3 separate regions of the Homo sapiens genome follow, and regions 1 and 2 are each linked to region 3. Evidence: chromatin loops called from intact Hi-C (ENCODE). Cell type or tissue: mammary epithelial cell. All regions are shown on one strand. Each heading gives the region's core, and the rest is flanking DNA. Links, peaks and the distances in the headings are about the cores only. Region 1 overlaps LINC02101 (long intergenic non-protein coding RNA 2101). Region 2 has its middle 120 kb from the start of PLK2. Region 3 overlaps PLK2 (polo like kinase 2).

Region 1 (10,638 bases), core at 1,253-9,252, 340 kb before region 3:
TGTTCTGAAATTGTATGCACATTGTTGTGTCAGGCAGTCTTATGTTTTCTTCAAAATGGAATTTCCTTGCCTTTTCTGAGGTCCTCCAATGTGTCTTTGACCCAAGAAGGCTAGTAACAAGTGCACCAAATCATCTATAAAGTCCAGCAAAGGATTCTGATTTCTGTACGTATAGTTGACCTGTGTTGTGTTATTTTATGATACATTCAGGGCTTCTGGATAGCATGTTAAAAGTCTAGCCCTTAAGATTATTTTATTTTGAAATGTTTCTGGCTCATTGATTTCCAATTTGCCTCTTTCTACATAACGCACAGGTGGATCAGTTTTTACTTGGCTCATGTTTTATGCAATAGGAAATGTAAATGAAACTCAGAACCGGGGTAAACAAGCTAATATCAGCATAAGGGGAAGAGAGAAACACAGGTGAACAGGTTTATGGCTTTATGTGCAGGGTTTGATATCAAAGGACTTGAAAGGGAACTGGTGAAAGGAGAGAAGTAGGGGAGAGGAGGAAACGCTGGAGGTTATGCTGTGGGATTTGCAGCTTTATAGCAGGATTCACTTTCTGTCTGTCTGGAATGATACTGACCTGACATTTTAGTGTCTCCCAGAAAATAACAACTTCTTACTTATTAAAAATAATTCCATTTGAGAACCACTCTTATCAGATTACACATCCTCTACTGTGTTTTTAAAGGAACACATTCCCTCTGCCCTTCGTAGCACCTTTAGTGGATATCCACATATTAGCACAGCCGGCTCTTCAGAAACGATGAGTAGAGTTAGTTCATTCCACGGACCATCTGGCCTCCTTTTACTTCTCCTACCTCTTTTTTTCATCTGCCCGATCTTTGTTTTTTTCATCTCTTTGGAGCCTCCCCACAAAAGGATGAGTGAGAGGAAGGAAAGTGAATTATAGTCTACTGATCCAGATTGTTGCTTTTCTATCATGTGCAAAAGGTGTGATCAAGAGCACTGATTTTAGCTATAAACATCTTCTCTTGGCCTATTACCACAGAAAATCAAGTTAAACTTTTTCATGTTATAGTATAGAATTAAAAATTCACCTTTATTTAGTGAAGGCTGAGTTTAAAATAACATGTCTAAGGAAAATGAAAAAAAAAAACCTCTTTATTCATGGTATTTTGTGTTTGTTTTTCCTCATTATTTTAAGCCTAATTTCTACTTCTGTAAATGGAATATGTGAAAAATACACCAAATAATAAAACAATTTTTATTAGATTTTTCTACTCTAGTCTGGAGATGTTCCAGTCTCATATGTACTTGACCAGAGTCTATTTCTCTTGCCTATTCTTGAATCTACACTACTGACTGTTCCCCTCAGATAATAACAAAAAACCCCAGAAAAAGTCCTTCAGAAGTGAGTGCTAAATCTTTTGCCAAGAGTAGACTTTCTGCACATCTTTATTAAAAAAAGAGTAAACCATGGTGTAGCCTGAGTCTCCCAGTGAATGTTGAGTTTATGATTATTTTTTAAAGGTCAATGAAAAGAATGAAAAGCACTGAGCAGGGTTGGAAATGGCATCCTCAATTATATTGGCCAGGAGATGAATCCCAGGCAGGCAGAACTTGAAATCTACCATGAAAACAGCCTTGATCTTTCAAGCTTGAAATACAATGGCGATGGGTAGGATTGGAAAACTGGAAGAAAAAACTACAACCCTAAATAATTCCTCATTACCCAGATATCATAGCTAGAGACCACTAAGGGTCAACATAGTCACTGTCAGTCTTGTCCCTCTGTTTAAAAAGTTAGGACTAGTAGATGTCAGTTGAAAGCTCAATAACTATATGAATTTAGCCATTTTGAATTTGTCATTTTAGCTTTCTCATGATCAATTTGTCACTTTCCAAATAGCTGAAAATTAGCCAGTTAACTAATTTACTTTAAAATAGGATAGCATTTTAATATAAAAAGATATGCATAAATTTTAATATATATGTATGATATATGTATATGTGTGTATATATATGTGTATATATTTGTAGAGAGAGAGAATTTTTTTTCTAAGTAGGGTCATAGAGAACACATTACCTCGATGATAGCTTTCTAAGACAAAATCTTAACCAAGTAAAGCAAAAGCATTGTGAATAATTTCAAGTTCATAGTTTTCAATAGATTTTAATTTTTTTAATACTATATTCAAGTAGAGACAGCTCAATTGAAGTCATTCATAATTAAGCTGTATCCTCTATTATAGTTTTTCTTGTCTCTAAAAAATTGCAATTTAGGGGAAACTGCAATACAAACAGAACTGAGGCTAGGGCTTTACATTTTACCTGGCTAATTTCATGAATCTTTACCAATTCAATGATCTCTCTGACAGTAACAACTTCTAATTTTCTTACCATGCCCTTCCTCTCTTGGATCTAAAAGCTTCAATAAGAGATGAAGCCCATTATGTGAAATATATACTAATATCCTCCAAAGGCATGGAGAGGCTGGGTAGGGTTTTTCCTACCAATTTGAATGTTCAAGTCCAAATATTAAAATGTAAAAGTTGTTACTATGCCACAAGGAAGGAGTAGTGGCCAAGGTAAATTTCAACCAAGTTCATATCAAAAAGTATTTCCTAAAGTGGAAAGTTTCCCCAAAGGCAGAAGAAAAATCTATTAACAGAACACTTTGAAGGAGATGGGCCAAAATATAAAGGAAGTCTTTCTTACCCTTAGCAAATTGGCAATCCAGAAGATACTTTCAATACCCTAGCTTATGTGTGTGACAAAAAAAGAAAAACAGAAGCTGATTAAATATTTATCTAGTTACTCTAAATGACCTTGTATGGTGCTTAAAATATAATTAATTTTAAAAAATAAATAATTTCTCCTGTTTTTGCTACAGTATCACACCACAGACCTCCCTTCCTTCCACACATATTAATGCTCTGATACCATTTACTTGGGTCTAAGAAATCTTAGACAAAGAAACTGCTTTAGTTGTGCCTAGCAAAACTTCTTTTTGTTCTGGAAGTTTTACTATTCTGAGAATGAACTTGGCCATTAACTATCAAAGTCCCTCAAGATAAAGTGGCATTAGGTAAATGATGGCTTAAATAATTCTCAACATTCGGTGTCACAAGGCCATAATAAAACTCTTCCTAGTATATGTAACTATGAATGTTAATCAGAGTCTGTCTAGATACCCAAATAATTTGGTGAAATTCTGAGGCTTGCTAAGACTTGAAACAGCAAGTTAGAATGTGTGGAAATACTTGACCCTATAGGAATTTTGAATTTGAGGATTCTTTGCTGTGCAACACTAGAAGAGGTTTAGTAGCATCCCTGGCCTATATAGAATAGATGTCATGTACACCTCCTTCCCCAAGCTGAGACAACTAAAAATGTCTCCAGACATGGCCAAATGTCCCCTCAGGGACAAAATCACCCCCACTTGAAGAAAAACTGCTTTAAATTATGGCAGACGGGCTAAACAATTCATCTTAAATCCCATTTATTCTTTTCTGCTTCAAGATTTTTCCTAAACACTTTATTCTTTTCCTTTAATACCTGAAAATATGGCAAATCTCTGACAACTTTGTGTTTTTACTGTCTTTAGGTTTTATACTATTGGGGAATGAATCCTATAAAAATGCCCACCTCATCCTGGCCAACATGGTGAAACTCCGTCTCTACTAAAAATACAAAAAGGAGCTGGGCATGGTGGCGCATGCCTGCAGTCCCAGCTAGTTGGGAGGCTGAGGCAGAAGAATAGCTTGAACCTGGGACGCAGAGGTTGCAGTGAGCTGAGATTGTGCCACTGCACTCCAGCCTGGGCGACAGGGCCGAGACTCTGTCTTAAAAAAAAACACACACACAAAAAAAACCCACCTTTCCATCTGGTCCAATGTCCAAGCTGCTCAGCCCTAATCTCTCTACTCTAAAGGGAGGAAAAAAATAAAAATAAAAACAAACAAACAAACAAAAAACAACCCTGCTTCAAAACTGGAGCTCCTTCATTCTTCCGTCTTATCGCCAAGCTGCTTTCTGGGCTGGAGGTCTCCCTAGTAGTGTGGACCCAACCTACAGCTAGGATTTTTGAGTTCTGCGGTTCCTCTGCTGGAAGGGCTTCAGTGGTTGCTTCGAGGGTATGTTCCAGCATTTCTGAAACTAAGCGTAGCGGGAATAGGAAGGAGCTAGGAAGAGATTTAGAGACCCCACCCCCAAACTTGGGGCCACCTGAACTCCAACAAAACAATAGGACTTATTGTTTACTAACTATACAGGAAACGTTTCGATAGTGTTCTGCACACAAACTCTGGCAGGGCCCTGGTTCTAAACATTCCTTAAGCTAAACAAGTCAATTCTCATAAAAATGATCTCATGAACGAATTTTACAGCTTTTTTTCTGAAAAGATTTTTTAATCCCCCAGCTTATTAGAAGGCTGCTCTGTCTATTGTTTCCATTGTCTTTGAATAGATAATGGACAAAGGAAAGTAAACTAGGTCTCTTTCCTCTTGCTGATCTTGCCATTTCTCCCCTGCATTTACATCAAAAGCTTCTAGGTACCAAGACGAAATCATTATTTGCGTTATTAAAAATGAGTAAAGTGCACATAGTCTTCTCCATCAAGTTTTGATTCCTGCTTTGACTCTGAATACCACATTTAATGTTAACATAGAACACAGATTGCAACAAAGCAATGCGAAGCGATAATAGACTAATAATGATAATGCCATAGATATCAATAATTGTAGATTTACTCTGTGCCAAAGATTATGCTAGTTATTATTTTTTATTTTTTTTTACATTTAATCACATACAGTCCTCATTGCAGCCCTATGAAGTAGGTCTCATCACTCTATTTTGAGAGAAGGAAACTGAGGCTTAGAGAGATTAAGATCACATATTTTAAGTAGAATTCAAGCTCATTTGTGACTAACGTCAAAGCCTGTATTGATAGATATATGATACATAGATAGGCAGGTACATAGATGATAGATGATAGATAGATAGATAGATAGATAGATAGATAGATAGATAGATAGATGATATGTATAGATAGATAGATAGATAGATAGATAGATAGATAGATAGATAGACAGACAGATAGATAGAAGTTGGGTAATCATGATACTACATGATGCTAGGACCCCTCCCCCTGCCAGGAATTCCCTAAACAGAACACCATGATGTGAAAGTTGGCTCCCAAAGGCCAACTTGGCTACAAAGAGAGACTCTCTTTCTCTACTCAAGGAGGTGTTTCTCATAGTCTGATCCAATGAATACCTGCTTAGTAACTGTCACTGTTGAAGAAGTAGATTCATGAGTCTTATCCCAGGCCTAATGAATCAGAATATCTGGAATGTGTGGGAAGCTGACTCAAGCATATGCATCTTTTAAAAACTCAGATTGTTCTTCTGCCCCGAAATCTTGAGAACCACTGACTTATGTGGTCAGAAGTGATCGACTCCCTGGGCTGGGAAGCTCCAATTTTCTCCTCCAGATTTCCTGTGTCGCCCTCTCCTCCCTGTCCTCTGCCCCATTAGGGAGGATGCATGGATTCCTTCAGCAAGCTCTTTGTCCTTCGGTTTCCAGGTGAGTTTAGGCAATGAGAGGGGTGGGGAGAGGCATTAATGAGAGATCAAAGAAGGGAGAGAAGTGAGGACACGGTCTGTATATCTCAGGCTGTTTCCTATGCAGTCATTGCAGATTGGCTGCCTCACGCTCCCAAAGGTCACAACACCTGACAAAGCGGCCCTCTCGGTATCAGAAAATCTCCATATTCCAGGATCCATACCCTCTTTAAGTGCCATTTAGGTTCTGGGTGAAAAATGCTCCTTTCTGTTACTAGTTTTGGAGTACTGCGGTATTCTCTATTGTTTTTTTATGTCTGCCCACATCTCTGTGAATAGTCTCCTTGTTAAATTCTCTACACACTTCCCCATTTGAAGGTGTCATCTGTTTTCTGGCAGAACTCTGATTGATACCCTTATAAATGTGACTCAAGCATCTATAATTTGTCTACTTCTTTTGGGTTATTCTTGCTACATTGCACCTATTAGGGACTTGATGCCTGTAAGTTGCTTAATCTGTTCTATTTTTCCAGCTGTGGTGATAATCAAATGAGATGAATATATAACATGCTTTTCATGTGCTTATTGTTGACTGTCAGTTAATGTTAGTTCCTGGCCCTCTATTTACAGCACACTCTTCATCTCATCATTCATCATTTAATGTAATTTGATTGGTCTTTAAGGAGTTGCTTACCCTCTCCAGGCCCTCTTTGTTTCTGCCCCTCCTCTCCTCCAGTTGTCCACTAGCTCTTCCCATCAGAGGACCCTTTTGTTCACTGGGTCTTTCCTAGTTGGTTCAATCTTATTGGTATTTACTGTGTTCACTCTAAGAGCTAGTCTATCAGCTCACATGCTCTCCAAGAAAGCCATGTCCTTTCTCTCTGTCTGTGCACCAGACTTTCCCAGGAACTCCAGACTTACCCTTTTCTTCTACGCTGCTCTGATTTGAAGGCATCTCCAGACTTAGAATAAAGAACTTTCCTGAACTAACCTTCAATTCATGGGAGAGTCTATACTCCTTCAGCACCTAGAGATTGCCTCTACAATTTGAAAACTTTTTTTTATCCCCCAGTTACACTTATAAACACAATAATCTCTCACCATCTGGAGCTTCAAAACTCTTATTCTGGAATATCACTCTGCAGCTAGCTGTCTTCAAGTTGTCGCCACTGTCCAAATATTTATGTGCAGGTGATGGGCCCTCCTCAGCCTGGCTGCAGTATAAAATGAGTTCTGTAACCTAAGAACAAAGTTATCCAGGGAGATTAAGTGAATCTGTTCACTTGAGCACCAAACAGGTGCTAGGCATTCTGTTCAGCTCTAAGTTTCTTTCTGTCCATACCACATGCAAGAATACAGGCAAGGAGTAAGTCAGGGTCTCTTCACTCAATCAACTTTCATAACTCTTTAAGAATTAACCTGTGAATTTTTGAAGAAGGCAATTAAACTTGTGGAGAATGACAGCCCAGACCCTGTAATTGAATCCCTCTAATGTTATTCTGTATGTTATAGTAAACGAAATATAGAAGATTTACAGTAGGTTATGATTCTAATAAGGCACTGTTTATGTCTGCTAATCCATCGTGATCCAGCCTGAATTCCACATTTTAGCTGGAATATGTTATGTACACTAAGGTACCTGCTTCCTGCCTCAGGATTCTGATTCCTAGGTCTCATAACTTGATTACGATTTCCTTGTTTAAAAGTAGTTTTAAAGTACCTACATGTTGATCAGTTGGTAGTGCCACAGTCTTCCTACAGGGTTTTCTGTAAATGTTGACTCCTGTTGCTGGACTTCTCTGCTGCGTGCTCTGGGGCTTTCATTCTGTGATCTATGGCAGTTATGTTTTCTTTGGGAACACAGTGTTATTCCACAGTTCCTGTTTCATTTGCTCTTTGTTCTGTGCCTAGTGTCTGGAAAGAAGGTTTAAAATCTTTTGTGGGGAAGACATGCTTATGCTTAGGGTATAAACTGAGGCTTCATTTGTGCAGATCTCGAGTATACTAGGCACCAATAGCATAAGATGCAACTGTTTGATTCCTTTGATTCCTTCAACCCACATACACTGAGGGTTACCCACACATGCTATTTATGCGCAGAAAATAATGCTGTTATCTAAAATGTCTAAGATTGCACTTGTCTTGAAAATTATTAGAGCTCTTGGTTTTATACATGAATTTTCATAGTAAGGAACTCAATTTTGAAAGCTAAAAAGATTTCTCTAATGTGGTTATTCCGAAATAACCCACTTTTCACATTTTTTCTTTGGAATGGATTAGGTAGAGCTTTGGAAGGGTAGAGTGGGATGGATATTTATCTTTTTCTTGTCCTTATTTATCTTTTTACTTGTCCTTATTTAGCCTTTTTTTTCCGAAATATATCCCACAGGTGTGGATGAAGGGGCTGGATGGGTGCAACCCAAAATTTGTCTGAGAGAATGAGGGAAATAAACCTAGGATTTAAAAAATATTAAACAGTCCCCAAGCTAAATAATCCATGTGTGGGAAACTCACACACTACTGAAAATCTTAATCAGGATCAGAGGGTAAAAGAAATAATGCACTCAGTTAAGATAAATTCATTTTGATCCTAGGAACCTAAGCCTGCAGAGGTTCAAGCAAACACAACTCTAGCCAAACTTTTGATATCAGCATAAACTCTTGACCGTGTAGACAATAAAAAACTGCAGTAAAAACCAGTAGTTTATAAAGTAAGTTTCTTAAATTTATTTCCCAGTTGCTATTCCAAGCTACAGATTTTTAAAAATGCTTTTAGGAAGGTAGAGTACCTCTTCACTCTCAGAGAAAAGCAAAGGAGGAAGATGGATTGCTTTTTTTGAAACATAATACTGAAACTTCCTGGAAGCCATCTATTTCCAGATTTCTAAAAGATGTTATCTTTCACCTTCAGTGGAGAACTAAACATTATCACCAAGGCTACTGCATCTTCAAATATTTGAAGACAATCGGTGTCTGTCTGTTCTGATTGCATCTGACGCCAAGCTCAGGTTAAATTACAACCATTAAGAGCTGAATAATGTGCCTCAAACAAAATATATTATCTGTACTCCCCAGTGGAAAGCTACTGAGTTGTCTTCCCAGATCACAACAATGTCCCTTCCTCTGAGGCCCCCATTGCTGTGCTGCAGAAGTAGAATTCTGATAAGCCTTTCTCCCACCATATGACCCTGCTTCCTGGCCACAACTAATTGTTACATGGGTGGACACTGGATCCAAACTGGGCCAATCAGAGAATCAAAGTCTCTTCTAAAGTATTGGAATTCACACTGGGAAATATTTCCCTGTATGTATCTGTAATACACCAATTTGGTGATCATGCTTTCTGCCACCAGTACTGGAGAATCAATATGTGTATACAATTGTGGTAATATCCTAAATGATCTTCCAGAAACTATGGTCTCATCCATCATACTGCTCACCTACTACTTAAATGTGGTAACTTTTATAAAAACAAATATGATCATATCACCCCATTGCTGAAAATCTCAAACAGCTATCATATATGAAATCAAATCCAAACCCACAATATGGCTTACTCACGTCTTCATAGCTTAATTTCCACAAATCTTTTAAGCCCCGTATCCCACCAGTCCTGTTGTTTCTCCCATCAGATCTTCTAAATGACCCACAGACACAAATGTACAGTCTAGTCATGTTGAACATCTACTCTTTAAACACATTGAATGCATCCTAACTGCTTGACTTTGCATACCTGCTCTTTCCTCCTCTGAAAGATTCAGTTGTGACTAACCTGAAAAAGAAGGAAGAGCAGGTTTTGGCAAATTGTTGTTCATCCTTCAAGTCCTAGCTCAAATACCATCTCTCCCAGAAGCCCTCCATGTCTCTTGTGTGCTTTCTTACAGTGCTTCACCTCTTTTAGGAAACCCTCTGCCAAGTCCTAGAGGAAAAGCTAGCAGCTCCTCTTTCTTTCTCTCACTGTGCTTTGTTTATGTCTGTCCTTCATAGCATTATTAGCATTTACTGTAATTTTTAAAGTCATGTCTGTCTTCCCTTCGAGACTAAGAGTTACTGGAAAACAATGAACACATCTTACATCCCAATGCCAGTGTAGAGACTGGTCTTTTCACTGTTAAGTAGCTTGACAGTATAGAAGTCGGGATGCTGTTCTCACCAGCAAGTTTTTGCCTTATATGTCTATCACCTAGTTCTTCCAACTGGCTAATTTATTTAAAAATCATAATAATAGGAATTAAAGAGTTACTTACTATTAGAGAAGTAATTTTTCAGCAGGCTTCTACACAGCCCTCAATAAAATAAATGCTCAAATTGAAATTACTCTTTCTCATATATTTTCAATTTTTAAAAAGTGTATGAGAAGAGGACCAGCTATTGACTTTAGCAGTACAGTACTTTTAAAAATAAGCAACAGCAAAGCAGAAGGTATGGGAGAAAAAACTGACTTGACTTTAGACTTCAAAAAGGTCAACCTTAAATATGGGTAGTCGCACAACCAGATAGTCCTCTTGTGGTTTGTTTCGTTCAGTTAAGAAATTCTTTCTGGGAAAATGGGATTAAAATAAAATAAAGTCCACTCTGAAGAGTTTAAAAATAACCTAATATGCTGAGGAAGTGTTTACTTTTATTCCATCTCAGTTCATCTTATCTTTATTTGGAATTTGTGCAGCATCTTTGAAATAAACCACTGAAGATGACCTCATGAAAAAAATGTAAAGTTTTCTTTTCTTTTTCTTTCCTTTTTTTTTCAAATATGAATAAAACCCTAACAAGTGTATCTATGTACTTCCTGTTCACACTGCTTATGTTTATCAGTGCAATTAGTATTGTCTTAGTATGCTTTACTTAGTGGTTCACTTAATTAAGACTCACTTGGGATTTTTCTTCCAATATATTAGGCTTGGGGTCATTAGGGCCACTGCTGTGCCACTTCAGTGATTTCAAGCTAAAATATGCATACCTTAACAGGTAGTTTTTCCATGGATTACTATGTGAGAACTTGCTATCAGCCTTGCACTCTTTGAAAGTAAAATATAAATGGACCAAATAATCTACTCTTCTAAGGTGTGAAACTCAAGATAAAATATAGGTCATATATATTTTATT
Region 2 (10,638 bases), core at 825-8,824, 120 kb before region 3:
AAACTTTGTCCATGCATAATATTTGAAATTAACCCTTTGGGTTATCCCTGCATACAGCTAACTGAAACATCCTGTCTTATTTTATATCAACAGCTTCATAACCCATGAGTGTGTCAAGCGTTATGCTTGATTAGAGATACAAAGATCAACTGTACTCTTTTTCCAAGAGTTTCCAGTCTACTGAAAACAAATGTGTCATCAGTGCCAATCTGACATCACAGCAATAATGTACAGGGTATCTAGGGACTTCCAATAGAAGCACCAACCCAGATTGATCATGACTATCCAAGTTTCCAGGGAGATGGATCTCTCCCTAAATGAAATAAGTCATACAGAGACAGGCAAACACTGCATTATCTCACTTATGTGTGGAATCTAAAAATGTTGAACTCATAGAAACAGGATAGAGGGTGGTTGTCAGGGCCTGCAGAGGTGGGGAAATGAGGAGATGTTCATCAAAAGATGCTAACTTTTGGTTATAAGATGAATATTTTCTGGAGATCTAATTTATAGCATGGTAACTGTAGGTAACAATATTGTATAGTGCACTTGAAATTTGCTAAGAAAGTAGATCTTAAATTTTCTCACCACACACACACAAAGGTATTAGATGAGGTGACAGATATGTTCACTAACTTGATGGTGGTAATCATTTTATATTATATACACATACCAAATCATCACATTGTACATCTTAAATTTGTACAATTTTATTTGTCAATTATACCTGAATAATGCTGGGGAGAAAACAAACACGAACAAAAATCTTTGATGATAAATAATTATGAACTGGACGGGGAGTATAGACAAAATTTGCAAAGGACATTTACATTAGATGGCAAAGGTGTTTCATCTAATGTTTAACTACCTTGGACAGTTTGGGTTTTGTCCCCCTTCTTTATCTTTGCTCTATTTTGCTTTGAAGGAAAGGGACATCTTAATCTAATTGAGTACTTCCTATTTTGGTCTTTCTCTAATCTCTGAATTGTTGGCTTGTTTTCTTTAATGACAAACACTATGAACTATCCTCTAGATAGTGTTCCTGTTAGAGGTGGAAACTTTTATTTCCACTTCAATCCACCCTTCTGTCATAATATTGTCACCAGTAAAGGGTCGTGGCCACAAGTTGTCCAGGTTCTTGCTATTTTGAAGAAAGAATTGGACAAAACACCAAGCAAAGCAAAGAAAGAATGAAGCAACAAAAGAACGAAAGCAGGGATTTATTAAAAACGAAAGTACACTCCACAGTGTGGGAGCGACCTGAGCAGCAGTTCAGGAGCCTGGATACAGAATCTTCTTGGGTTCAAATACCCTCTAGAACTTTCCCATTGGCCACTTCATGCTCACCTCATGTAAATGAAGTGGTAGCCTGCAAGCAGTCTGATTGGTTGCAGAAAGCAGCCAACCAGAGGCTGAAGTGAAGTTACAAAGATCACACTCCTGTGTAAACATCTGATTGGTTGCAGAAAGCAACCAATCAGAGGCTAGGGTGAAGTTACAAAGTTATACTTTTATGCAAATGAAGACTCCACCCTCAAACAGTCTGATTAGTTGCACACAGTCAATTTCCTATCTGCTGGGCAGAAAAGGTCAAAGGGGGTGGCCTCTGGTCCTTTTGTTACTCAGGTGTGGAAAGTTAGGGTTTTCCTTTCAATTTAGTTATCGGAAGTCGGCGTGAAACAGGCTTACGATCCCTGCCTCCAGACCCTATTCTCCTGCCTCAATATCACCTTAAGTTCTCTTCATCTTTGTCAAGACTAGTACATAAGAGGACAATATAGTGCAGTGGTCAATGGCATGGTTTAAAAAGGCAAACTGCAGTGATTACCAAGTCTGCTACTGTTATCTATATTTTCTTGGAAAAAATATATAACTGCTTCACGACTAATTTCCTATGCATAAGAAAATAAAAGTGATAATAATACTGGTTTCATAAGATTAACACAAATATCCAGTAACCTATTATGTAGAAGAGATGGCCGGAGCTGCACTAAACATATTGCAACAAACTACAAAGGACAGGTCAAGAGCATCAGAGCAACTTCGGCCCTGATATTCCTGAGCTACTGGGCTGGCTCTGGATTACTTTTGTGTATAATGTTCAATGTGTAAGAGGAAAACAGCAAAAACAAAAATAAAACTCTATCTTGTTTGAGGCTACTTTACATAGGTTTTTTTTCTGTTACATACAGTTAAACTTAGCTCCTAACCAATAAAGTATCTATCGAAAGTCAAAATCCCTCTCAAATACCAACTCCTGTATAATGTTCCCTCTCCAGCTTATCAAAGCTATGTTTTAAAACATATTTGGGGAATGTGCATGAGTATTGTTATCTCCCATCTTTTATTTTTATGTAGTCATACTCACAGGGACTCTGTTGGCATGAAGTATACAACTTTATCCAATAGAAAGAATGCTTGATTATTCCAGAGGGCCTGATGCCATATTTCTGAGAGGCCATGACAATGTATCCCTTTGCAAACAAGAATGAATTGTTTCCCTCTGAGTAACAGTGGTGATACAAATAGCAGAATAGATAAAAAGGTAACAAGAAATTATCAGATTCATTCACCTGCAGTCTGCCAGATGAGTACTTAAAGCCCTTGGAAATTGGCAAGTCTGTAACTGACTATCCAGGCATTGCCTGAACTTTGGGGTAAAGTGGAGGAGAGTAAGAGTAGTGCGGGTGGGGTCAGAGGTCATCATCCAAATCAATCAAAAGGGGAAAATACCTGGAAAAGTGCATGTGGGAGATTTTAATAGGCAGGCATGGAAATGGCCCACCTCACTTGCTTCATTCACATGGCCACATCTATGCTTACAGGGACTTGAGGAATAAAGTCTTGTGTCTCCATCATAAAATGGAAATAAATTTTGATGAAAAACTAACACTTTCTGTCACATGGTTTCCGTTTTCCCATGGCACGAAAGCACTCACTCATTAATTCAATAAATGTTTATAGAGTTCTTACCTTTATTGCTTATCATCTAGTTTGGGAGAAACACTATACAATTATAATTGAGGTAAATACAGAGAGAAAAAGTACAGAGCACCATCAGAGTGTATTACAGGATATCTGACTTAGAGTGAGGGATGAGGTGAAGCATCCCTGAGAAGGGGACATGAGAGCTGCCAGCTGAAAAATTAATGCACTTGAACAATCACATCCTGATAGTTGTCATGAAACAGTTCCTTCCTTCCTCCCTCCCTCCCTCCCTCCCTCCCTCCCTCCCTCCCTTCCTTCCTTCCTTCCTTCCCTCCTTCCTTAGAATTATCTCTGTGGTTTGTAGTAAAGGAGAAGTGACATCCATAACTTAGTGCAATGGGTAAATATTTATATCCCCCATTACATGAATCCTATTATATAGCTTTATAACAGGTAACCAATGTATGCACAAACCTGGTACCCTGCCTCATGTTTCAACCAACCACTGTAAAAACAACAACAACAAAATAGTTGGGTTTTAAGCTCTTTTAGAAACAGAGTTGGGAGTCAGGGTACCTGACTGATGTAATGAGGATTATTGGAAAGAGTCAGAGGGAAATAAGGAAGCATTGAAAACTTTCAAAGCAATATTGCCCAGTTTTATGGAAAATGGGATAATGATTTAAAACACAATAGACAGCCTCCCTAGTCTGCCTTCCACATGACTCTTCTCTCAATTTTTATTTCTCTCTCTGTTTCTACTCAAGCTCCTCTTGCCAACACTCTTATCCCCTTTTCTCTACTCCTTGCTTCTTTCTTACCCACTGCCTCTACTGACACATAGATTCTGATTGTCACTTTCTTTCCCTGTGCTTGGCTTTTGAATTATTTTAGTGCCTGTGTCTGCTGATTCTTCTACTACCACTATCTATTTGTATGTTTTATAGTTGTTGGCCCTAATAAACAAGAGGTTTGGAAACATTAGTCATTGTTCCCTGGCCAGCCTATAGGTGGCTACCTTAGATGCAACAGCAAGTCTCTGGTCAAATAAATTGTGCATGGCCAGGGTGCAAAGCATGCCTGTGACTCTTCATAAAAAGTATGGGAACTCTTTTTTATTTCTGGTCAAGATGTATCAGATTATTTATTCTTCTGTGTGAAGTAATAAATCAGGCACAATATATAAAATCATTTTTAGATATTGAATAACAGTCAGTGAAGGACAGTCATCAGTGAAAGAGGGGAAACAAATAAGTGAGTTCTATAATCAACAGGCCACAGTCAAAGGCAGAGTTTGGTGGTCTCTTTCCCTGGGGACACGGAGCTGGGAGTATGAGGGAATTGGGGGCACCTAGGGTTTACATGAATGAGAACTGATTGCCTCAATATTGGGGCAAATTAGCCATAGACTAAAGATCTAGTCCTACCTTACAAAATTTAAAAACAAAACATTAAAAAATTAAACTGTTTTTATATAACTGCATCCCTGAAAAAAAGTTTAAGAATATAAAAGAATACAGAGATATCTAGCACTCAGCAGAGTAACATTTATAATGTTTGGTCTCCAATAAAAAATTATCAGATATGCAAAGAAGCAGAAAAATACAACTCATAATGAGCAGATAAATGAGTCATAAAACAGTCTCATAAAAAACCACAGGTTGCCTGTAATCCCAGCACTTTGGGAGGCCGAGGCGGGTGGATCATGAGGTCAGGAGATCGAGACCATCCTGGCTAACAAGGTGAAACCCCGTCTCTACTAAAAATACAAAAAATTAGCCGGGCGCGGTGGCGGGCGCCTGTAGTCCCAGCTACTCGGGAGGCTGAGGCAGGAGAATGGCGTGAACCCGGGAAGCGGAGCTTGCAGTGAGCCGAGATTGCGCCACTGCAGTCCGCAGTCCGACCTGGGCGACAGAGCGAGACTCCGTCTCAAAAAAAAAAAAAAAAAAAAAAAAAAAAAAAAAAAAAAACCACAGGTTACAGAATTAATAAACAAGTTAAAAGTTATTATTACCGTATGCCACATGTTCTAGATAAGAGGGAGCATTTAAGTAGAGACAAGGAAGGTATAAAAAAGGTTCAAATGAAACTTCAATAAATGAAAACTATAATATCTGAGATTAAAATATGATAATGACCTTGAATAATAAAACACTGATTAACTTGAAGACATAGTGATAGAAACTATTTAAAATAAAATACACAGTTAAAAAAAGATGAAAAAAACAAATAAGCAGAGCATCTGTTGATTATGAGATATCTTCAAACAACCAAATATTTTCCTGTCATGGGAACCCCCACTGGAGAAGTTGTGACAGAAAAATATTTGAAGAATTAATGGCCAAGAAATGTCTAGATGTGATAGAAACTTTAAAGCTGCAGATCCAAGAAGCTTAAAAAGCCCCAAGCACAAAAGACATTAGAGAAAACTATACCAAAGCAAATCATAATTAAATTGTTCAAAATAAGAATAAAGAGAAAATCTTAAAAGCAGCTTGAGAAAAAAAGATACATCACATAAAAAAACAAAGATAGGAATGATGGTTGATCACATAAAAAAATAAAGATAGGAATGATGGTTGATTTATCATCGGAGGCAGTGCAAGTCAGAAGACAGTGGAGCAAAGTCTTTAAATTACTAGGGGAAAAATGACAACCTGGAATTCTATATCCAGTAAAAATATCAAAAATAAAGGGAAAATAACTTTTTCAAACGTGATAAAGCTTAAAAAATTTGTCAACAAACCTGAAGGATGGCTTTCAGGCAGAAGGAAAATGATACCAGATGGAAGTATGAAGGAATGGTGTACGAAGGAATGGTGTACAAAGGAACGAAGAGTGCCAGAAACTGTTAACACGTGGATAAATATAAATGACTCTTCCCACATCTCTCTTCCCTAGATGTGCTTATTGCTCCAAAATAGATATTTCTCAAGGAAAGCACTCCTTTCTGTATATCCCAGTTAAATGATAGTCTCTCTATCCCATTGGTTTGTTTTTTAAAAATCAGTTATAATTATGTGAAATATTTTATTTAATCATGTATTTTCAAAAGTTGTTCATGGAGTTAGGAACACTTTCTATTCTGTTGAACTGTTTCTCTGGGTCCTGAAACAATGTGCATGTCAACAAAAACACTGGTAGGTGGGAAGATGGGAGGAAGGGAGGGAGAAAAGGAGGGAGAAAGGGAATTCACAATGTGGCATAATAACCAACTGGCATTTAAATCTCCTGGGTGTGTTTTAATTTTAAAATGAAAGTTAAATTTTAGAAATCTGGACCTATTAAAATTTGTGGGGGAGATAAAGGTATTTCCAAACCTCTTGTTCATTAGGGCCAACGACTATAAGACATACAAATAGATAGTGGTAGTAGAAAAATCAGCAGACACAGGCACTAAAATAATTCAAAAGCCAAGCGCAGGGAAAGAAACTGACAATGAGAATCATCCAGTTTGATCTTCAGCTCTAGGATGCTAGTTTAAATGCAGAATCCTGGGCTCTATACCAGACCAAATAAATCAGCCTCTCTGGAGGCCAAGCCCCAGTTTCTGAATGGCCACTCAGCAATCTTGATGCACACTAAAGTTTGCATTTGGATTCTAGAAAATGATTAAAATAAATTGACCAGTGATCCATAAAACTCCATCACTGGAACCCTTAGAGTCTATGTCATTGATAACATTGAAATGACATCAGCATGTAAACAGAACATTATAGCTTAATTTTAAGTGATATGACTCCTCCTAACTTACTGTGTCATTGCTGTGGACAAGTGAGAAAGTTTTCTCTGCAGGTCCATCCAGAAATTATTCCAGAACTAAAGTTATACTCTGGATAAATCACACAAAAGACTTTAGAAACTAAGGTGAGGAATGGCCTCCTATCTAGCCCTCTTGAAAAGAGAAAACTGAATAAGAAAATGCCTTTCTAAAAGCAAAAAAAGTGACAATTGCCACAAGATCTCTTAGTGCTACATATGTTAAATTTTGGAGTTGGCTTTGTACCTGACCCCCGGGCATTTGCACTGGCTCCAAGAACAATAACTACTTCCTGCCAACTATTAGTTCCAGGGACCTAGGACAGTTTGTTGTTGGTTTTGTTTTTTTTTCTTTTTCCTTACTTTTCTAATTAAAGAACTGGAAAGACTACAAATGAGATTGATTTCCTTTAAAACTCACATAATGCACTCCAATTCCAAAAGCCACTCTCTGACAGTGACAGGAACTGGCTTGTCAGTCCTGAGATTTCTCTGTGAGCATCTCTTTGTTTTTAACTAGCGGAGTAGAGACCTGGGGAAAGAGGAAGGATCTAATAACTGTTTATAGACCAACAAATCTGTTCCTACATGTGCCCACCACTCTACAGTTTTTTTATTAACCTTTATGCCACATTCTTAGAGAAGTTCTTCAGGTTATAATTATTACACTGTGCTTGTATGCCTAGCTTTTAAACAACAAAAAAAAAATTTAAAGCTTCTTTTTGACAATACACAAACATTATTGGCAGAATTACTTAAACATAAAGTGCTTTTCTAAAGGCCAGCAATATAAAATGATGTCTTATTTCATTGGGGTAGGCAGGAAGACTACCAAATATTGGCAAGTATATGGAACAAGATCCTTTTTGAAAGCTGCATCTCAGTCATGCCTCTTGCTTCAGGAGAAAAACAATGAAACCTTTGTGGTATGTTAACATCTCACTTACCAAAGGACTTAAGCCAAAAGAAAACAAAATGAACCTAAGATCTCTCTACATTTTTTGACCTTAATAACTAAAGCAGAGTTGAATATACTACAGATCATCCACTTAAACATGATGTAGATCTCATTGGTCATACACTTTGGTTGCTGAAAGAAAGACTGAGATTATAGAAACTTTTCTTGCCTTCAATGATTAAAGCAATCATTGAGAATCAAAAAACTTAAATTGCTTCCCCAAGATTTCACCATTATTTACTGACGGAACTAAGACTAAAATCGAGATTCTCTGAAGATTTGTCCTGTATTCCAACCATTTTCTCAAAATTAAAATGGAAATAGAAATCCCTCCTCTTGGGAGACCACACAGTACCAAAGAAAGAGGGACTGCTTTGGAGTTTGATACATTTGAACACAGATTCTGACTTCATTTACCAGCTACAAGGCCTTGGGAAGTTACTTTAGCTCTGAGTCTCAGCTTCCTTAGCAGAAAATGAGGATGCTAATGTTTAGTACACATAGTGGTTTATTCAACAAGTATTTGAGGAGTAACATGGAGCCAACCATTCCTTTAGGGCAACGGGAAGACAATAATGAACAAGATAAGAATTCTTATCATCACGGAGTTTATATTCTTTTCGGCACCTAGGGACAATAAATGAACAAACAGATAGAGCATATAGCACACCAGATAATTGTAAGTGCTGTGGAGAAAAATAAAGTAGAGAATGAGGATAGAGATTACCAGGCAAATGGAAGTATGGGTAGATGGGTATGTGTTATTTTAAATAAGATAGCTAAGTGAGATAGTCTGAGGAGGCCTTATTGATAAAGGGATAGTTGAGGAAATTGGTGAAGAAAGTGAGGGATAAGAACATTCAGGTTTGCTATTGCAAACCAACCGTCCTTGAGGGGAAACATACTTGGTCTACCAGAGTAACAGTACAGAGGTGGTATGGTTGGTCCAAAGGGAACGAGAATAAAGGTGGTGAGGTGTAGTGATGGCCTGGGTGGGGACACATAGGCATATCTGATAAGATCTGTAGCCATTATAAGTGTTTTAGATTCTATTTTAAATAAAATGCAAAATCACTACATTGCTTTGAACAGAGGAGTGACATGACTGGACATATATTTTAGAAGGATCACTCTGGCCATTGTGTTAGAATAAAATATAAGGGCAGGAAGGATAGAGTCCAAGAGATCAGGTAGGAGAATTTTGCAATAACCCAGGAGGGAGATTATAATAAAGAGAGGAAAGATTCGGGATATAATTTGAAGACATAGCCAACAAAATTTGCTGAGAGATTAGACATAGCTATGAGAACAAGAAGGGGAGTCAAACATGAATGTAAAATATTTTACCTATGCTATTAGAAAGAGGGAAAAGGACTCAGGAGATGCAGGTACAGGGAGGATTCTAAGATATGTTAATAACATGGATTTTAGATATGTAAATTTTGAAATGCCTATAGACCATCAAGCAGAGATAATAAGTAGCCAGGTAGCTGATGTTGAGGTTCAGGGTAGAAGGTCTACCTTGGAGATTCACCAGCCAATAGATGATATTTAAGGCCACAAGACTGACCACACTCTTTCAGGGGGAGAGTAACTAGACTGAATCCTGGGGTATGCCCACATTTAGAGGGTGGGGAGATGTATAAATCACAAGAAATTGAGAAGTAAGGGCAGTGAGATGACAGGATAAGCAGGAGTATGTGGTAAGCAAGAATTTAAGTGAAGAATGCCTTTCCAGCAGAGGGAGTGGTCAGCTGTGCCCCATGTTACTGAAAGGTAAAATAGACCAAGGGCTAGGAATAACCAATGATTTTTGCTAAATGAAGGTAATGAGCAACGTCAATTGGTAGAATGATGTTCAAAAAGCCTAAATGAAATGTGTTAAAATGATAATGGTAAACTTGGGAAAGAAAAAACCTAATCTATCAATAGCAAAATGAGCAAAACTGAATGTAAAAGAGCTCACAGAAAAAGAAATGCATGTGACAAACAAAATACAAACCATACAAAATATGCTCAATCTTACAATAAAAATAATATAAAAAATACAATATTGAAATACCAGTTCTCATTTATTAGACTAAGAAAAATGCAAAAACATTTAAAAACAAAAACTCCGATGCAAGGTTATGAAAAAGTAGGTACTCTGAAACATTGTCAGAAGGGATTTAAAATGATAGATGCCTTCTGGAGAGGAATTGTACAAAATTTGCATATATTGACCCTTTGACCCAATAATCCCACTTCTAAAAAACTGCCTCAAAAACAACTTGGCAGAAATATGGAATGATAGCTATGCAAGCGTTTATTCATTGCAGCAATACTTGAAAAAGCCAGACTAGAAACAACTTAAATGTCTATTAATATGACTATGCAGGTTTAAAAGGATATATAAAATTATATATAATAAATATGTGAATTATATTGTATATTTTAATATAATTTATTATATATAATAATATACTATATATTTACATGTGTATATGTGTGCATGTACATATAGATGTGTGTGTATATATGTATATGCATGTGTGTGTGTATTTGTGTACATTTATTCTTTAAAAAGAGTAACAAGAGAAGGGAAAAACAAAAACTAGAAAATAGTTACCTTAGCTGGAGGATGAAAACAGGTAACACCATAGAGGGGACAGAATTGAAGTTAAACTTATTTGAACATATGTCACTTTATCATTTAATATTGAAATGATTGAGATGTCTTACATAAATTAAGAAATAAAATAAAAAAGAGGGACAGGAAAAATTAAAAGGAAATATATTTAGATAGTAACAATCTTGGAAATTAATGGGGAAAGAATAACTTTAACCGTATATCAGTTTCCATTGATTTCAAAATGTAATATTTTAACTAAACATCACTTGTACATCCCTGCTGGGATACAGTCATTGTATAAAAATGCCAAAAGAAGCTTAAACTACATTAGTATTATTGTTAAAATCAATATTTATATTCATATTATGATTTTCAAAGCATT
Region 3 (10,638 bases), core at 1,038-9,037:
ATTTACATTCTGTTTTTATATCTCAACAAAAGACTTTAAGAGGACTGTATTATAGGATCCCAGTTAAAACTTAATAACTTTCCCTTTACTATTTTATATTGCATTTATAATATACTTGACTTCCTTTTTAAATACTGTTTTGCAATTGTCTGCTATAACAAGTATTCTTAAGTATATAAACATTCTTATAAATTGAGTAAATTAAGCTTAAAAGATGATAAATTTATCATATATTATAATACCAAATTTAAATGTCACAAGCCTTCAGCTTAAATTTCTAAGGCAATATCAGTTACTTAAATTTCAGTTTTTAATTGGGATTATAATACTAATACATTACTATATGTGAAGTATTAACACACAGTTTCAATGTTAGGGTTAAATATAGAGATTCTTTCTGTAACAACAATTATCAATTCAATCATTCAGATTATCTTAAATACTTAACTAAGTCTTCTTAAGATGAAATGGTACTTCGCTAAAGAAGCTATTATGCTATCTAAATTAAACTTTTTGTTTGTAACCTAGGCTGGCTGAGATTTTATATACACAACCACAGCTGTAGACCGGGATATTTACTGCAGTGCCGTCTGAGATGTTAAAAGAATATACCAAGCCCTATTAATTATTCAGAATATAGGAGTGATGTCCTTCTTCTCAGAGCACATATAGTTCACATCCCCAGGCTTAAATTATTATTATTGCTATGTTGGAGCTGGTTTTAAAAGTTTCGTGAGGAGTGATTGTTAAAATTTCAGGAATTGTGCAAGCCAGTTGTTAACACAACCATTATGTAATTATAGAAACTTACAATTAAATAAATTATGTTAAAAACAAAGGCAATAAATACTCTAAACTCATCACTAATTGTTTCCTTACATTTTATTATTATCTATTTCTTGAGGTTATTTATGTCTGTTACATCCATATGCTGGAAATACTTTATAATGATGTACTGCTGTGCATCTCTTTCCAACTCCACATTCAGCGACATCACTCTGGTAGTGAGAAGTCCATCATGGTAAAAGAAATTATACCACAGAAATTGGCAAATGAAACAAATCAAGGTTCTGGCCACCTCTGAAAAAGCTGACTGCTAAACATTTATTAGTATATCAGTAGTTATGTTATTATCTAATTCTTTGTCTGCACTCCCCTCCAGAATACCCTATCACGTTTGGATTTTGCATTTCTTTATCTCTTGAAATATTTAAAGATCTTCTATGTAGCTCCAAAGTTCTTCAAAATTCATATAGTTCTGTACTTATCATATTTTTTCTATTTAGTAGGATCACATAAATCACATAATAAATTTATGTCTCATTGAAACTCTTTTGACATGTCTATATGATCATAAGTTTAAAGGTCATCCTGCTGCCACTGATTTCAAAGGGGTATAAAAGAAAGACAATTTTAGTTATTTCACTGAGGCCTGTTGCTTATTTATTGTCTGTTTGTTTATAGAAACAGGGTCTTGCCCTATCGCTCAGGTTGTAGTGCAGTGGTGTGATCATGGCTCACTGCAGCCTTAACCTCCTGAGCACAAACAATCCTCCCACCTCAGACTCTCAAGTAGCTGGGACTATAGGCATGGACCACCATGTCCAGCTAATTCTTAAATTTTATGTAGAGATGGGATCTCACTGTGTTGCCCAAGCTGGTCTTGAACTCCTGGTCTCAAGTGATCCTCCTGCCTCCCAAAGTGCTGAGATTACAAGCATGAGCCACCGCCCCTGGCCTAGGTCTGTTGTCTGATTTCTTACAGTACTAATTTTTTTATAGGCTTGGAACAGAGAATGTGTTCCAACTTGCATGGCTGGGCTAAAATATCTAATCATTTAGTATTTCATAGCAGAGATAGATCAGGAGTTTGTTAATTTAACTCAACTTAGAAGTGAAGTTTTTGTACTGCAATCATTAAAATCAATTTTGTTTTACATATAAACATATTATCAGGCTAATCCTAGAGCAAAATCTATTTATTCTATTCAGTTGAATTCCAGACATTGATGAACCATGATATTATTTTCTAACACTGCATATGGAAATTTACCGTTTTAATTTGAGTTCACTAATATAATTAAATTGTGGCAATTCAAACAAAGAGATGCCTTCCATTAGTAAAGTTAATAAGACATAACGAAGGGCTAGAACAAAGCATGAATCTAAACATATAGACCAGAGTCTCTCCCAAGTCAGGAAAAACAAAGTGGAATCTACAGGTTTCTTTTTATACAACAGTTTGTTACAAGGTTTAGAAATATACTGATTCTCTCATGCATTGAATAGCCATAAAATACCAACACTGGTTTTTCTGTGTACCTTATGGAGATGCAGCTATGCATTTTTAGTCACACCTATTTTCAGTAGATTAAAATCTCTACAAGGCAAAAATGGTCTGAAGATGTTACGAATCACAGAGGCCTAAAGCAGGAATGACTCCATTCTTCATGCCCACCCACGCAATTTTGTTCCTTCTCCAACCTTCTACTGCCTATCATCTTGCTGCCTAGCTAACTATAGCTCTTAGCAATTATGTCACTTTGGTATTTAAGAGAAGGAGAAGGTAGAAATGGTAGAAAATTCGTGGAAGAGAAAAACTAAGAAAGAAAGGTAGGCAGTTAATATGCTGGTTAAGGCTCAGATTCATTCTCTGCCCTTCTTCTGCTTTATTTTGCAATATTACAATGACCCTAACAACTGTATTTCCAAGGCTATTTTTTTCGACTGCCTTTCAGCTCATTTGGTCAATGGGAGATTGGAGGCCAAGAGGAAGAAAGAATTCAAAATATTTTGTCCCCCTTTTTTCTCACCCAAAAAGGCACAGGGGTCATCTCAAGCAGTGATGACATTTGTCCCATGATCTCAAAATCCTGGTAAGCAGTGACCATCATGATTCTAGTTTCTGCCAGAAGACTCAGTTCTGGGCTCTGGTAACATGACGTTTTCTCTGGGTCTCTCTAGCCATTGGGAGAGTAGTGCCTTCCTGCTGCAGTGAATCTCTGGGTTGCCTCACCACCGAGTTCTTCCATCATCTGTATAACCAACAATCTCCATTAGATTCCTTCTCTCTGAAAGTCCCAAAATGATCCCAACTGGATCACGACTTACACAGAACTGAAGACTCGATCACAACTTACACAGAACTGAAAGTGGGAGAAACAAGAATGAGACAGTTTTTTTTTTTCTAGATAATTACGGTCCCTGCCATTACAGATGTGGAAAGAGGCAGAAAAAAAAACAGAACAAGAACAGGAAGAAATACTTATTGAGTACCTTTGTTGTGCAAGTGTTTTATTATCGTTTTATCTTCACAGATGAGAAAACAGAAGCTTAGAGAGATTAGGTATTTACTAATGATCGCATTATTAACATGTGGTTGCACAGAAATTTGGACTCAAGATTTGACTCCAAAGCTTTTCCACTGGAGTATGATTTCCCTAGCTGACATGAGATTACATTCAGAAATAGTTCTTGAAGGCTTGATGGGACTAAGAGATAAAAGTCGTAAATGTTAAATAACCTAAGATCAAGTTCACTGTCATGGCCACACCAAGTTTAGTTGAGGGTATCTGTTATTTTATTTTTTAAGAAACAGGGTCTCCCTCTGTCACCCAGACTAGAGTGCAGTGGCATGGTCATAGCTTATTGCAACCTCAAACATCTGGGCTCAAGCGACACTCCTGCCTCAGCCTCCCCCATAGCCGAGACATGCAACAAAACTATTAAATCTTTAGAATTTGTGAGGGCTAATGGAGAAACGTTCCTGGGGATCAAAGGTGTTCATTAAAGAAATCTATTATTTTACAGTTGTTTTTTGTGGAATTCAGGGTACCCTTATTTGGAAGGGTAATTTATTTGGGAATTTTTTATTCTCCTTCTCCCATGGCAAAGATTTATCAACACTGTTATGTTTTATGGAGATGTCCTCTGTACTCCTCCCCCAGAAATGCAGTTGGGTAGAAGGGGTGACAGAAATCCATCCTTATGTGTTCTCATCCACTCCCATGATGTTTTCCAAAACTTAGTTACTTCCAAATGTTGCTTTCTCTTGAGATGTAGACCTGCATATCCACTGTTTACTGGACCTATGTGGGCATCCTCATACAAATCTGATTAGATATGTCTAAAACTCACTATATTTTTCCATCAAGCTCTTCCTTCCATATTCCTAATTTACTATAGTTAATGGCCCAAGAATGCAACCCGTCCCCCACTGACTGCCTCAGCCAATCCTTCTGCACCTCATCTACTTTCTTAGGCACCACATTCAACCGGGCTCTAGATCCTGTTAAAATCAACTTTCTAAGTTCCTCCAAAATCAATCTTCATTTACTCATTCGATAGTTGACTGTCCAGTACCAGATCTGGTGCTCAGTACTGGGAACGTTGAAATGAATCAGGAGGGCCAAATGAGGTACTGCCTAGCTCTTCTTTTGCTCCTTTTCATTGTCTCAGGTCCCTTCTCACCTGAGTCACAGCATTAATTTCTTTACTGTTTGGGCCGTTTCCATCTTGTTCCCCACCCCGTCTCCTCTTCTCCCAGAATAAATTTTAGGAATCTGAAGTACTATGTCACTTTCCTCCTTGAAATTTCTCAGTAGTTTGGCATAGCCTTCAAAATGCAGCCTAAAAGCCATGGGTTGCACCATTCATGTCTTCCAGCCTTTTCCTATAATACTTCAGATTGCACACCCACTTCTGTGAACTCTTTCATCCCCCGGGCTTCTATACGTGCTATTCCCACTGCTTATAACACTCTTCCCTATCGCATATTTCTATTTAACCCCCACTCATCTTTCAAACACAGTAAAAACAAATTTCTTTTCTGGAATCTATTCACTGAGCCCAGCCCATGCCTGGGGCTTCTTCCTCATGATTCCTGCTGAGTTCCCACAACACCCAGTACATACCTTTATCGTAAAATCACACCACTTGTCACACTAATAGGTAAATGCACTGTCTCCTCCACTCCATTGTGACTTCCTTGAGGGCAGGGGGGCCTCGGGTTCACTCTGTGTCTCCAATGCCAGGCCCTGGATGTGGCACACAGCAGATGCTGAGTACATATAAGAATGGGTAAGTGTGTATTTTGAAATCATGAGGTAGTATACAATCTTCCACTGTGAAACTCAAAAGGAAGGAACATTTTCTGTTTGGAAACTATTGTTTCTTCTCTGCTTATAAAAATACAACTGAATTTGTATACATGGCCAGAGAACTCCAGCCAGCAGGAGTTAATCTAGGAGTTGTGAAATACTCATAACATATTCCCTGGATTTGGCTTTTATTAATACAATATACCAAGTGGAGTTTTAACAATTTTAGAAAAATGTAAAAGTGCAACTAGCATCTCTATACTATGCTGTACAGGACCACAATGTAAACACAGCCTTAACAAACCAAAGCACTTCTTTTCATAGGACAGTATTTTCCTTATAGTGGGATTACAATTGAACAAAAAATATTTACATCTTATGCAGATGCCTGTAAGTTCAGAGTAACAGGATGAGCAGCTTTCCTTTACTACACCTGTCAAAGAGTAGATCCCACTGAAAAAGAAAACCTCAAATTTACCTCTTAATTTAATAGATTAAAAGATGGACCCCAAACCACAACTTGGTTCCCATACCACTCCTCAACTACCATGCACCAGAAGGAAAATAAAATGACTTATTCACAAAGTATTTCTCACTACTGGAATTATGTGCTAGTACTGCCAGTGGCACTGGAAGTGTTTAGGCAGGTTTATGCTGAGTAATATGTTTAGGTGGTGCATGTATTCTAATTCAGAGTTTTGCCCATATTAAGATAAACTTCCTGTACCTATTGACACTGAATAACAGAGATCTATTTAATCTGGCTTCACCTCCAAGCTAAACAAGTTTTGAAGAAATACTACAGAGAGAAATTGGGTTTGGATTTTGTAGGAGGCTTATATTTTGGTTGTAAGAAGAATGGTGTTCTTAAGCTAGATCTACTCTGAAAGTTTATGATTGTACTTCAGGTATTAGACTTCCTAGAAACTGTAGTTAGAAAAAATTAAAGATCTAACTCTCTAGTATGCTTCTATACTCAGTGGCTTCTTGGCACTGCTTGGCACGATCTTATCAAAAAATGTAACGATGTGGTGAAGAGTTCTACTAAAGACAGGAGACCATTATTTCTGCGTTTTCATACTCTTTATTGCCAACGGTTTAAAATGGTCAACATAAAAAAAAAGACATTTTGATAATAAATACTGCTCTTTGGGCTGTAATAAATAAAAAGTTTATTAACAAGGAATGCACTTTTCCAGCCACAAGTATCTTCAAAAATTAATGAAAAAAAATTATATATGGCCATAGTTCACAGTTACGCAGCCAAAAGCTGCTCCAATTACAGCCTTTAAACAACATGGGAGCTTCCTCCCTTCTCCCTCCCCTTCAGGAAGTATATTCACAGTTCCAAAGTCCTCTGGCTGAAATGCTCTCAACAGAGAGAATTTAAGAATCAATGCACCTTTCTGCAAAATTGTCTGAAAAACCTTTTAAAACAGGTATCTCAAGGAAAACTGCATTCTGGTTCACTCTTGGATTGTCCAAAGTCAAGAACTGTATGCCTTAGCCTGTTCTGGTTCCAACCAGTCCAGCAGGCCACAGGGGAATTGTTTTCGTACCACCACATGTCCATCTTCTTCAACATACTCTAGATCATTCTTTTGGCTTCCCTGTAGATCTCACAGTGGAAAAGAGGAGTCCCATAGGGTCCATTCGAAAAGTCTTTCAGTTACATCTTTGTAAGAGCATGTTCAGGGCATATTCCATTCGATTTTTTAATTCTGATGAACAGCCAGACATCAGCAGAGTTGTCAGCCTGAAAGTTGTAGATATCCTATCCTCATTGATGTAGGTGAGAAGGTATTCTTCATTTTGGCTACAGATGATGATTTTTGTATGATCATGGTAGAAATTCACCTTAAAAAATAAACATAGACATTAGATCTCTCAAAATATTCGAGAATTAGAAAAGTTCAGTCAATCACTAAACTGTCTAGGTACAAATCTTTCTGTTTAGGACCTAAACGTGCACTTTCCTGAAGAGTTCATTTACCTGAAAGGTGCCATCATTAAAGAGCATCATTAGGGCCTTATCAGATTTTAGCCACTGAAGGAGGTAGAGCCGAGGTCTTCGAATATCAGTAACACTAGGCAGATCTCCACCCTGGAAGAGATTAGGAGAGTGAGTTAGTGCCTACAAAGATTTTGTAGCATGCACTCTATTATTATTCTAAGAAAATCCTCTCAAACTTAAGCAAGCATCAGAATGGCTTTGGAAATCCCTGCCTCCACCTCCCGGAGATTCTGATTCAGTACACCAACGGTAGGTCAGGAGAATCTGTTTCTAACAAGCTTCAAAGTGATGCAGACACTACTGCTTTGTGGCCTACACTTCAAATGTCACCACTCTAAAGCCACAGTACTTACATCCATGAGGTTCTCCTCCATGTAATGAGAAAAGTATTTCAGCACCGTCACTTGACTAATAAATTGCTCAGGAGCATCTGTTGCTGGGAAAACTGAGCATTGGCCAAGCTCTGCGTAATAGTGAACTGTTCTATAAAAACAGGAACGAAAGGGAGAGAAGAGGAAAAAAAAATAGAAGCAGTTAATCATTGTTTTTAGATTTCTTTAGTGCAAGACTAGAGAACTGACAGGATTTCATTAATTGATACACTTACTTTTTGTCTGGAAGGAGGCTCATGTGAGCACCATTGTTGAAAAGGACACCGACGGTGTGGTCTGAGAGCTGGTACCCAAAGCCATATTTGTTAGAGTAATCAACCCATTTGGTGACCCACTGAAATGATGTGCTCAGCTGCTCTTTGGGAATGCAATCAGCTTCCGGCATGTTTTCCAGACATCCCCGAAGAACCCTTGCCACTGTGTCTGCAACACTTCCCATGGTACTGTCTTCAAGGCCTGAAAAGTCAGACAGAAATGTTTCAAGTTATACAATATTTTAGCAATAAAACCTCAGGCTTTGGTAGATGCTAAGTTTCACTCCATTAATTCGAAAGACATAGAACTCAAGATTATTTTCCAATTCCTGTAATCTTACTACTTCTATGTTAAATTAAGCTACAAAGTAAATTGACTTAAATTATTATGTATTTAGCACTGGCATTTCGAGTTTCATTATTTAAAATACGATTGACAACCACTTACATTCACTGCTGCTGCTACAGCTGCCAAGAGTCCCTCTGACTATCATCCGAATAGCATCCCCAATCTGCTGCTTGTTTTCTACTGCGGGTGTTCCAGACCTGGCAACTGTGGTGGTAGGTGGCTGGAGCTCCTTAGAAGAGAGAAGATTTATGCAATGAGTCAAGCATCTAAATTCATTTAAGGGTGAGAATTCCAGATTAAGATGAGAGTGAGGCAATTGCTGGGAAAGCTCATCAAAAAGCAATGGACACAAGCCAGATAAAAGATAACGCAGTAAACTCACTTGCATGCACTGTAAAACTAAAAGACTTCCTTTTAGTTTTAACTTCCCTTTCAAAGGGTTTGAAGAAAAACTTTAAGTAAATATGACATATTTGAACCATGATAATCATAGTCCAAGTGCTAATTAATAAAGAGTGGAAATAACGTAAAGCGTGAGTATCTACTTTACTCTTTCCCAACACACCTCATCTGTCCTGTGTTTGCTGGGTTGCTGAGTTATTGAAGTCTTTTTCAAATCATGCCTAAGCTTGTAGATGTCTTCATCTTCTTTAGACACTCTATCTGTATATCAAGAAACAGAATTACAAACATTAGTCTATCTTAACAAGGTAGGAACAGGGTTAGTCATATTTTCTCCTTCTTGCATTATTGACCAACTTATGAGCATCCTGGGCAAAAATAGCATTTTACCTTTGCCTTTAGCTGCAGCTACCCCCAAAAGCCCTCTTTAGTGTTTGCAAAATAAAAAGCTATCAATCACAATTCAAGGTATGGATTTATTATGCTATAAATATCAACATTTAAGAATACGCAAATATGGCCAAGTTATGCTAATATAAAATTCTCTTTTAACTAATTTACCAAATTTAAATATAATATTGGGTACGAAAAAGGAAAAGAAGTCTTGTTAACTTACTATGTGTGTCAATATATCTTGCTTTGTCTTTTTTGCCACCAAAAAGAGCAGCAGCTGCTTTCTTAAAGAAATTCTTAGCTGGGCTTGATAAGTGGAAATCTGGAACTGTATGACAACAGCTAGAAGACAGTCTGTCCGGAGTGAAGCCCTGTGGAATATTAGAAAAAGCCTTCAGTAACCTGTCAGGTAACTGGGATCAATACCAGGTAATTAAAAAAAAAAGATAGTGCACCAACCTGCAAAAAAAAGTCATGTCGAATGATGTCATCCAAACTGGGACGATCCTCTGGGTTTTTGGACAACATACTAGCAATTAAGTGCTTGGCAGGAGCCAGCAATGAGGACGGCATTGTATACCTTGCTTCCCTTATGCACCTATAAGTTTCTTTGAGATTTGTAGTTTCAAATGGGGGCCTCCCTAGTAACATTGTATACCTGTGTGCAAAGAAACACATCTTTAGCAATGGTCATAAAGCAACTCTTTTCAAGTGTTAAAATCTAAATCCGAATTTGCTTTTTAATTATTCTGCTGCATTTACTTACATTACACAGCCCAGGGCCCAAATGTCTGATTCACAGCCATGTCCTTGTTTGTTGAGGACTTCAGGAGAGAGATAATTTGGGGTACCACATATCGTTCTGGAAAGACAAAATATTGAGATCGTGTTAGGAACTATTCCACTACTTAAACTTGGTTCTCTTGACATGACTTGATGGGAGACAAAATCTTAAACAAAATCTTAAAATCTATACTGAATTTCTATTTGGAAACATTTGACTTTTGGCATCTGAAAATTCAATTGAGATCTGACCAAATGAGTTTTGGTAATTTTTAAAAATGCACACACGTTGTTTTAGCCCACATGCAAAGTGTTGTTAACCAACTAAAGCCAGGGACGTCGTGGCATTTTATACATTTTAAGCCAAGAAAAGACTTCATTGACTGCTTTCATAATCAATTTAGAGGCACAGGGTGCTCTGTCTAGTCCATAGTGGGCATTTAATAAGTATTTCTTTAAATTAACATTGCTATGATTTATAGATTTTATTACCGGACCTCTGAAACATTAAATGCAAAATAATGAAGGCATATTTGGTCTCCACAAAAGTCTACTAGGATGCATCTTTCTGACTCTTACCTCCTTCTGTGTTCCAAGGGTTCTAGCCTGGCTGCCAGACCGAAGTCCCCAACTTTTAGTTCCATGGCTTCATTAATAAAAAAGTTCCCTAGACGATAAACAAAACAAAATGTGAATCCCTTTGAAAATGCGTTCTAACCAAGTACACACACATCCACTTTGGAGCCAGGCAGCCAATTGTTATATGAAAGTCGCCCATTCAAAAGCAAGATTGCAGACACGAGATCCCAATTAAGAACATTAATATGTAAAAAAAAACAGAGAGAGAAAAAAGAACTCTAACACAAAACTCAGCTTTTGGCGTCAATGACTTACCTAGTTTGAGATCTCTGTGCAAGATTTCTTGTTCATGAAGGTATTTCAGTCCAGACAC

Evidence for each region. Peaks named below come from ENCODE experiments on the same cell type or tissue, not always from the same donor. Only the 100,000 strongest peaks of a DNase experiment are listed, where the experiment ranks them.
Region 1: it touches region 3 in a loop (4-fold over the local background); 8 of 110 quality-filtered maps call a loop at or near these places.
Region 2: it touches region 3 in a loop (5-fold over the local background); 10 of 110 quality-filtered maps call a loop at or near these places.

Annotation. Positions count from the first base shown.
Region 1 is chr5:58,109,203-58,119,840 of GRCh38, forward strand. LINC02101 (long intergenic non-protein coding RNA 2101) reads right to left here. Exons shown (of 5, transcript NR_104669.1): 2 at 9,269-9,307; 3 at 7,260-7,449; 4 at 6,637-6,775. Among named protein-coding and RNA genes, the nearest start is that of LINC02101, 7.8 kb to the right of the region's middle. In mammary epithelial cell, for the core only: no CTCF peak of the experiment used is centred there; a DNase peak (open chromatin) is centred at 5,309; H3K27ac peaks cover 412 bases.
Region 2 is chr5:58,331,780-58,342,417 of GRCh38, forward strand. No RefSeq gene overlaps it. Among named protein-coding and RNA genes, the nearest start is that of PLK2, 120 kb to the right of the region's middle. In mammary epithelial cell, for the core only: a CTCF peak has its summit at 3,945; no DNase peak of the experiment used is centred there.
Region 3 is chr5:58,447,819-58,458,456 of GRCh38, forward strand. PLK2 (polo like kinase 2) reads right to left here. Exons shown (of 14, transcript NM_006622.4): 4 at 10,581-10,638; 5 at 10,266-10,353; 6 at 9,670-9,765; 7 at 9,363-9,561; 8 at 9,127-9,274; 9 at 8,674-8,771; 10 at 8,208-8,337; 11 at 7,721-7,961; 12 at 7,467-7,596; 13 at 7,093-7,203; 14 at 6,164-6,956. The coding sequence ends at 6,765. Among named protein-coding and RNA genes, the nearest start is that of PLK2, 6.9 kb to the right of the region's middle. RefSeq lists enhancers at 2,418-2,587, 8,413-9,612 and a silencer at 10,264-10,558. In mammary epithelial cell, for the core only: no CTCF peak of the experiment used is centred there; DNase peaks (open chromatin) are centred at 4,263 and 4,673; H3K4me3 peaks cover 1,765 bases; H3K27ac peaks cover 3,983 bases.